3 separate regions of the Mus musculus genome follow, and all the other regions are linked to region 3. A link is a contact called in ENCODE POLR2A ChIA-PET data. All regions are on one chromosome and are shown on one strand. Each heading gives the region's core, a stretch centred on a gene start or an enhancer-like site at or near the end of the contact. The rest is flanking DNA. Distances are from core to core; before and after follow the strand shown. Region 1 holds the start of Atf7ip (activating transcription factor 7 interacting protein). Region 2 overlaps Rerg (RAS-like, estrogen-regulated, growth-inhibitor). Region 3 holds the start of H4f16 (H4 histone 16).

Region 1 (2,700 bases), core at 115-2,614, 290 kb before region 3:
ATCAATCTAGAATCTTAAATACATCTATTAAAAACACTTACCTTTTTCCTTTTCCCTTTTTTGGAAACAGGGTTTCTCTATATAGCCCTGGGTATCCTGAAACTAGATCTGTAAACCAGGCTGGCCTTCAAGTCTTAGATTTGCCTGGACACTGTATCACATTTTATGACCCCAGAAGTTGTTTCTTGAATTTCAATTTCCTTGGGTTTGCCTGTTTAATGTCCTAGTTGAATTGTCAAGTACAGGACAATAATGAAAGCTGTGAGCTTCTTTGGAGAGAGAGTCTCAAGCTCTAGATGATCTGGGAGCATGTGGCCCCAGGTTGTCCTTGTTCTCTCAAGACCTGCCTCATCTCCCTGAGTGCTTCTGGGAATTGAGCCACAGCTGCCCATGGGAGTGTAGATTTCCTCAGCACTGACAGCTACTTAACTTTTTGATTGGTTAAGTTACTATTGAACAAATACTTAAAGGGAGAAAATTAAGTTTAAGGGATTCCACCTAATATTATTTTTCTGGCTCTTACTGATTTACAAAACATATTTAGAATCTTTTCTTCATTCTAGCTTCTCTCAATTTGTCGGAACAGTGATTACTGTCTCTATTTAAGCGACACGTGAATTTATGAGGTGTGAAGGCATGATTGGTACTGCTTGCTCTCTTACAGGATATCCCCCCAAAAGATGTTCATCTCCACATCTTGATGATTAACACAATTAACTTAGTGAACTTTAAGTGATACCTGTAACACTTTGACAGAGTTTGAGGCCGATAGATTTCAAATTCCAGACCAGTGTGGGCTACGTGGCAAGTTCAATGGCTAGACTGAGTTAAACTGCACGAATCTTCATCAACAAAACAAAACAAAAAGATAAAAATTAAAAAAAATTTTTTTTTCGAATAAATTACCGTACTCTAGGTTCTCTAGACTTATGGAAAAATCTTTTCGCTTTTTAAACACCTACTTTTTTTTTTCTCAAGTCTCATGGAGGGGTGGCCACTGAGGAATCTCCATGCAAAAAAAAAAATAAAAAAATTAAAAAAAAAACAAAAAAAACCCCAATCACCTCCAGGATAAAAAAGAAAAGAGCCAACCGGAAAAAAAAAAAATCACCTCCGGATGCGATCGAAAAGACGGCAGCGCCACCACCGCAGACGGGCTACAATTTCAAGGCAGGAGGCGTGGCCAAAAATCCCTCATTCAAATAAAAAACCAGGAGATTTGCATGGAGAATAGGCATCGCGCACGTTCATTGGCCGATCGCTCAGTGGGTGGAGTACATAGTGTGCCCACGAAGCTCCGCCCCCATCTATTTGCATAACGGCCCCGGCGCGTGCTGGGGAGAAGCGGGTTTGTTTTTGAATCTGCGGTGGCGGCGAGTGGAGCGCACGGCTGAGACGGCAGCGTCCGGGACGGCTGCACGGGACGGCTGCGTAGGAAGGAACTCGGGTCCCAGGCTCTCACCTCCCGCCCCCGAAGGTATACGCGAGTGCCAGGGGCTGTTCTAACCACTGTCGGAGAAATGACTATTGTATTTCGGAAGAGTCAAGACCGCATTATGGCGGCTGCGGGAGTTGAGTGTGCGCCTGCGCGGTTGCGAAGCTGCGGGCGGGCGCTGCATGGGAGCACGTGATCGCGTGGGGTCGGGCTCTAGCTGCAGTTGAGCAGCTGGCCGGGCGGTGGCTGCGCAGGCGCAATATTCATTTTCAAGAGCTAATGTTCTTGTTGGACGCCATTTGGGTTCTAGATTTAATTTTCTCATTCTCGAGGGGGTTTCGTCTCGTGCTTCTTCTTTTCACATTTTCCGAGGAAAACGTTTCTCTCGTGTCTTACACCTACCCGCACCTTAAAATCCTTTATTTCTCTCACGGTTTCACCGGTGCAGACTTGATATTTTGGTACAAATTGCCTCTTGTGGTTCTCGATTATAATTTCGCGTTTAGTTAGGTATTTCTGGATTCGCGTTCCATTTAGGGAGATAAGATCGGCACCTAGTGGTGCTCTCGGGGGAAGTGCATTTACTTCAGCTGCACTTTTGTAAATACATTTTTAACCCTGTTTTTACCGGTTCGCTTTTGGATGTGCAATGTTTACAAAATAGAAACTTTTATTTTTGATTTGTTTGAGAGGACAAGAAAAGGATGTACAAGTTAAGTTGAAATCTCAATTTTCTCAGGTATTACATCTTTATTATTTTTTTTTTTAAAAAGGAACATTTCATCCAAAGTCAATGAAGTTTTAATCCAAACACTTGAGTCTTTCATGTTTTTAGTTTTACTGTTTCTTCAGTTAGAGAAATGTTAAAGAAAATTAGTGAACACGATTTCTCATTATTTTGGGATGACGTATAAGCTATTATATCATTTTTTGATGAAGAATTTTACAAATATTACAAGTTCTATTGAGGTCCTTATTTAAGGGAATCAATTAAACATTTTGAGTTTTTGAAAAAAATATGTGCACTGTAGTATATGTGTATAATGTACACTTTAAATATGTTTTAGGTGTATATGTCCTGGTTTTAGTTTCTTAAAATAACTATGGGTGTGCTACTGATTAAAGTTGTGATGCCACTAAATTTCAGTTGTATGTAGCACAATTAGGTCAGTTGTATGTAGCACATTGGGTCAGTATACGTATAATTTAATATAATTTTCTTATTCTACCCGTTGTTTCTTACTAGTCTAAAAACTTGTGTTTTC
Region 2 (2,700 bases), core at 125-2,624, 330 kb after region 3:
TTGTCCCCACTCCTGTTCCCAGTCCCGCCCCTCACAGCAGCCTGGGGTGTGGTTCTAACATAATCGCAAAGTCCCCTCCAAGCTTGAGGATCAATGGACAATATAGGTGGGAAAGCTTCTCTGTGGGGAGTAGAGCAGAGCCTGTCCTTAATTCAGAGTAGGCCATTTGCTTCTAGGCACCCACACCTCCCACCAAAGTAAGAAAGGCATTGTGTGACAAAAGTCTGCCAAGGAGCTGCCTGGAAGCAGCTGCACTGTCTTTAAGCAGTGACTGAAGGCCACAGGAAAATTTTTTCTTCCAGGTAAAAATACTGGCTTTAAACTCTTTCCTCACTATAGGGATACATGGCCTTTGTTATGACGGTTAAGAAATTACTAAGACAATAACAACATCAGGAAGTTAAATAGTTCTTGTTTTCCTTATTCAGAATTTTCTACAGTTTGGTATCTGGATATTTGGGGGTCATGTGCTCAATTTAAAGATTAACCTTATAGGTAATGGTCACATGACAGCATATTTAACGCTAATGTTTCGAATTTCATTTCCTTCTCGGAGGAGATTAGAAGGAAAAACAAGAAGAAACCAGTTGATGCTGACCTAATGCCTTAGGGGATCTGGCTCTGAGTAAGAAAGATGAGCAAGAAAATATAAAAAGAAAAGGCACGTTCCAAGTACATCATAGACTGTATTGTGCACATCCTTACGACACTCAGTATCGTGCACAGTAAAGGTGTGTATACACCTTGAAGCCAGCACTCAGAAGGCAAAGGCAGATCTCTGTGAGTTCAAAGCCAGCCTGGTTTACAGAATGAGTTCTAGGTCAGCAGGGGCTGCACAGAATGGCATCCCACCAAACCAAACCAAACCAAACCAAACAAACCAAACCAAACCAAACCAAACACCAAACCAAACCAAACCAAACCAAACAAAACAAAACAAAACATGTGTGTGTGTCTCTGTGTGTGTCTGTATGCGTGTGTATGTGTGCTTGTACAAACTGTATTTCTGTGTATATGTCTGGGTATGTCTGTATGTGTGCCTGTTTGTGTGTATCAGTGTGTCTGTGTGTGTGTGTCTGTATGTGTATGTGTGTGTCTATCTCTCTGTGTGTTTATGTGTGTATGTATGTATGTATGTGTGTGCATGTATAAATGAATAGAAGGAAGAACAAAAGCAGAAGGAAAGAGAGAAGAGAAAACTGCTTAGTTCAGAAGAAATGAGCACAGCAGAGATATCACGAAGCAGTTACTGCACAGCCATATGGGGCAAATGACAAATAACAGGCCCCGCTCTTAATAAAAATATGCTGCCAAAGTACAGGGCCATGCAGAAAATAACAAAGCATTTAATTACACAGTGACAGTTGCAGCGCTGGGGATTTCCCAGAGATTAATGGAGCAGCTGAGACAAGTGGATGGCCCTGGGGACAGTCTAAAGATTCCCAGCCAGTACATAGTACTCAGGAAAGGCTCCTGTTAACTTCACCGCTGAGCAGAAAATGGACGCGGGGCTGGACACTGGCTCTGGCGTCCTCCTTTTCTTCCTATTAGGAAAACATTAGCACGAAGAGAGAGATTGGTTTCAATTAAGATCCCCACGGAGATAGTTAGACTGTCTGGGTCAGCTCTCACTAATCCAGTCTCAGCCCTGGGGAGCTTTTCCACCATCCGAGGCCAACTTGGGAGCTGGGACGGACATCACTTGTTGAAGAGAGGAGAGGTAAAAATAGACTGCTAAAAACTGACCTTTGAGAGGTGGTGGAGCCAGCTCTCGAGACAACAAATAAGATCAGGCGCAATACTGAACAGTACGTAAGACACTCTTCTTGGGGGAGAGTAAAGCTTACGATGTGCCCTCAAGTAAATGTAGCCCCAAACTAAAGCAGATGCTGGCTACACCCACACAACTACAGCCAGCGCAGACCAAGTGGCACTGCACTGGAAGCCAGCAGGTTCGCCAGGTCCAAGGTCACAAATGCTATTGCTAAGCTGCCCCCACTTTAAACTGGAATTCCCGATTCCAGCACGTATGCAAATGAGGCTAATGAATATTCACTGCTCTTTCGTGACCATTTGACTGTCTTCTACTGGGAAACTGAATACACTGATGCGTTTTATTGAGTAGTATGAAGTGAATTCCACAGAAGTGAATCTTATGTATAGTTTTATAAGACTGCATAGTGATCTCTGCACTGTCACAAAATATATAAATAGCAGCTTAATGAGGGCCTGGAGAATAAGAACGGAGATCACCATGCTCTGGTTATCCAGTACCGGAGCAGAACTGGACTGGGTCCCTAAACAGGAAGTGTTAGCATTCTGTCTAAGCTCCACCCCACAGTTACTTGACAACAGCCAGGTAGGCCTGGTCTACTATAAAACGGGCTGCTTGCCCCCTCCTCTTACTCTCTTACTCTTGCTTTCTTGCCTCTTGGCTCCTTGCTCCCCCTCTCTCCCCATTCCCTTCCCCCATCTCTCCACGTGGTCATGGCCAGCCTCTACTTCTCTACTCTCTCCTTCTATCTGATTTTGCTGCCTCTACTACCCTCTTATCTCCTCTCCCCATGCCCTGAATAACCTCTATTCTATACTATACCATCGTGTGGCTGGTCCCTCAGGGGGACAAGATGCCTTGGCATGGGCCCACTGAGTTAACCCCTTCTACCATACCTCACCACACCCCCATAGAACATATCTTAT
Region 3 (2,700 bases), core at 162-2,661:
ACATAAAACGAGGTTGTGTAAAATCGCACAGAGCAGAGTTCAAATCTAGGCTCCAAAATTTTAGCCTTCGTTGTCTCATCCACAGCTGTACTCACTATCAACACTTAAAATAAATCTGCTGAAAGACCGCACCAAGTTTCTGCCACACAGAAAGCATTGAACACGAGATAACCATATCTTAATGAAATGCCAGGTTCCTGCTCCAGGAACTGTAGGAACAGTCTCCTATTTCTTCAGCCAGTGAGAAGACCCGTAAACATCAGATGTAAAAACCTAGAGATCTGAAAAACAAAACTACCGTTTTGAGTAATGTGTACAGAAAGCCGGTAAGCAGACCTGAGTCCAGGGGCCTAAGGAAGCGACTTCCTGGATCCAGAGTTAAACCCATCTGGGTATGGAGCATCGAATACAAGTACTTTGAAGGAGCAGCAAGGGCTGTGACTAACCTACTCTGAAGACTTAAATGAGACACATATGGTCTGTGGAAGCTGAAACAGAAGGACCACCGAAAGACTTATACCAGCCTGAACTAAATGGTAGACATCCGAGTGCTCCTCTTCCCCCAAACCCACGTGCTTAAGGCAGAGAAACAGCTACAGCTGAGAAAGCCAAGTTTAAGCTACAGGGTGACTTTATTGTGGGGTTCCAAGCCTCCACACCTGCCCTCATTCAGGTCCACTGTCTCTACAGGAGCTTTTTTCCCCTTTTTAGAGCGTCCGCAGAGGCTGCACCCTAGCACTCTGGGGCTGTCAACTCAACAGACACCTAAAAAAACTCATTCACGCAGACCACTCCGCAAGCATTCTGAGCAGGTCCCAGGCGGTAGGCGGGGCCACCAGCCCAAGTCCTCCAATGAAAAAGTGCACCCAGGCAGCTCAATTTGCATACAAGACAAAGCATACCAAATACAAAAAGTAATGAGACGCTCATAACTAGTGAGAACTACAAATGTCCACAGCTCCTTTCTGATGCTTTGTGGGCCCTGAAAAGGGCCTTTGTGGATGGGGGAAGCCGGCCAAGGGAACGGCCTAGGCACAGGAGGGCTCGCTTAGCCGCCGAAGCCGTACAGAGTGCGGCCCTGGCGCTTGAGCGCGTACACCACGTCCATAGCCGTAACCGTCTTGCGCTTGGCGTGCTCGGTGTAGGTGACGGCGTCGCGGATCACATTCTCAAGGAAAACCTTGAGGACACCGCGAGTCTCCTCGTAGATGAGACCCGAGATGCGCTTCACGCCGCCACGCCGAGCCAACCGCCGGATAGCGGGCTTGGTAATGCCCTGGATGTTGTCGCGGAGAACCTTGCGGTGTCGCTTGGCGCCACCTTTCCCCAGACCCTTGCCGCCTTTTCCTCGTCCTGACATATTAGTAAACAACCTAATAAAGAGACAGGAGAAACTACAGTAATCCGCCGCCGAGCAAGAGCTTATATTTCCTGGGAGCGGACCTGATTGAAAACAGCAAGGAGTGGGCGGAGCTCTAGACTCCACCCCCTGGCTCTTTGTGCTCTGCTGTCTCCCAAGAACCATAAAACCCTTTCGGTTCCCTCTCCAAATTCCAGGAACCCTAGCACATTTGAAAGTTTAAATAATATAAGGTAACAATCTATTTCTCCTCTTTTTTTTTTTTAGCACAAATAAAAACGGCGCATCATGCTTGTTATCTTCAGTGCACGCTGATTCGGTATTTTCTAAGCAGCATGCTTGTTTTTACACAACTTTAATGTGAAAATGAAAAGAAGCTAGCAATAGAAATCTAGCTTACTAGGTCTTATACCGAAGCAGTTTACATTTTCACGAGAGAGTCTTTTGAGGGGATAGAAGTGTTTTAGTGCCTTTCTTTTGTGGCCACGATAAGAAAATTATGCTAGTTCCCACTTCCTATTTGGTTTCAACTGTTTCTGCAGTGTATGGATTTTCTGCTCCTGCATTGCAAACACATTGGTATTCGCTTTTCAGCCAATTGTTCCTATAGTTACTTAGCTGAACTATTGTAACTTGTCATTTAGATCCGAGGTCCTTGTTGCTTGCGTTTAAAAGAGACCTGGTGACTCACATCTGTAATTTAGGCTCTCCGGAGGCTGAGGCAGGATTGCCAAGAGCTGGGGCCAGCCTAGGCTAGACAGACTCAAATACATTTCCCCTCCTCCCCACTCAAATAGCTTGTAAAGTACCAGAAGTCAAAAGCATGACTCCGAATAACAGGACTGTCCTTAAGTTTGTTTCGTTTTTAAAGACAGCAGGTTTTGGGCTGGAGAGATGGCTCAGTGGTGAAGAGCACTGACTGCTCTTCTGAAGGTCCTGAGTTCAAATTCCAGCAACCACATGGTGGCTCACAACCACCTGTAATGAGAACTGATGCCCTCTTCTGGTGTGTCTGAAGATAGCTACAGTGTACTTACATATAATAAATAAATAAATCTTAAAAAAAAAGAAAAAGGCAGCAGGATAAATGCGTTTAGTTTGTAGTACTTTACAATTCCCATTAGTTCCACAACTCAAACAGCATTTCATTTGTTTGTCCCCTCCCTGTCTCTTAGAGATTGAGCTCTAGGATAGCTGGAGGGGGAAGAAGCCTTAATCATTGAATTTTACCTCATGATTTTAAATCCCTTGCTCTTCAGAATTCTTACCAAAATGAAAGCTGCTGCCAGAATACTTATTCAAATTTGTAAAACTGTGTGTCAACAAACAAACAAACAATC

The links. ChIA-PET counts read pairs that join two places held with the same protein, here RNA polymerase II (POLR2A).
Region 1: POLR2A ChIA-PET joins it to region 3 with 37 read pairs in Patski. The contact joins the promoter of Atf7ip here to the promoter of H4f16 in region 3. POLR2A ChIA-PET finds 5 or more read pairs at or near these places in 3 of 5 experiments (Patski and embryonic stem cell).
Region 2: POLR2A ChIA-PET joins it to region 3 with 10 read pairs in embryonic stem cell. The contact joins the enhancer-like site here to the promoter of H4f16 in region 3. POLR2A ChIA-PET finds 5 or more read pairs at or near these places in 2 of 5 experiments (Patski and embryonic stem cell).

What each region holds. Positions count from the first base shown.
Region 1 is chr6:136,517,487-136,520,186 of GRCm38, forward strand. It overlaps Atf7ip (activating transcription factor 7 interacting protein), which reads left to right and starts at 1,365. Exons shown (of 15, transcript NM_019426.2): 1 at 1,365-1,477. It overlaps Gm44140 (a long non-coding RNA gene), which reads right to left and starts at 1,267. Exons shown (of 4, transcript XR_001785394.2): 1 at 1,112-1,267; 2 at 963-1,006.
Region 2 is chr6:137,134,282-137,136,981 of GRCm38, forward strand. All of the region lies in intron 2 of Rerg (RAS-like, estrogen-regulated, growth-inhibitor), which reads right to left. Among named protein-coding and RNA genes, the nearest start is that of Gm38914, 7.1 kb to the right of the region's middle. Within about 2 kb of position 1,375, at least 1 of the 3 ENCODE cell types and tissues checked has a DNase peak (open chromatin) inside an H3K27ac peak, as active enhancers do.
Region 3 is chr6:136,803,020-136,805,719 of GRCm38, forward strand. It overlaps H4f16 (H4 histone 16), which reads right to left and starts at 1,412. Exons shown (of 1, transcript NM_175652.3): 1 at 974-1,412. The coding sequence starts at 1,360. The coding sequence ends at 1,049.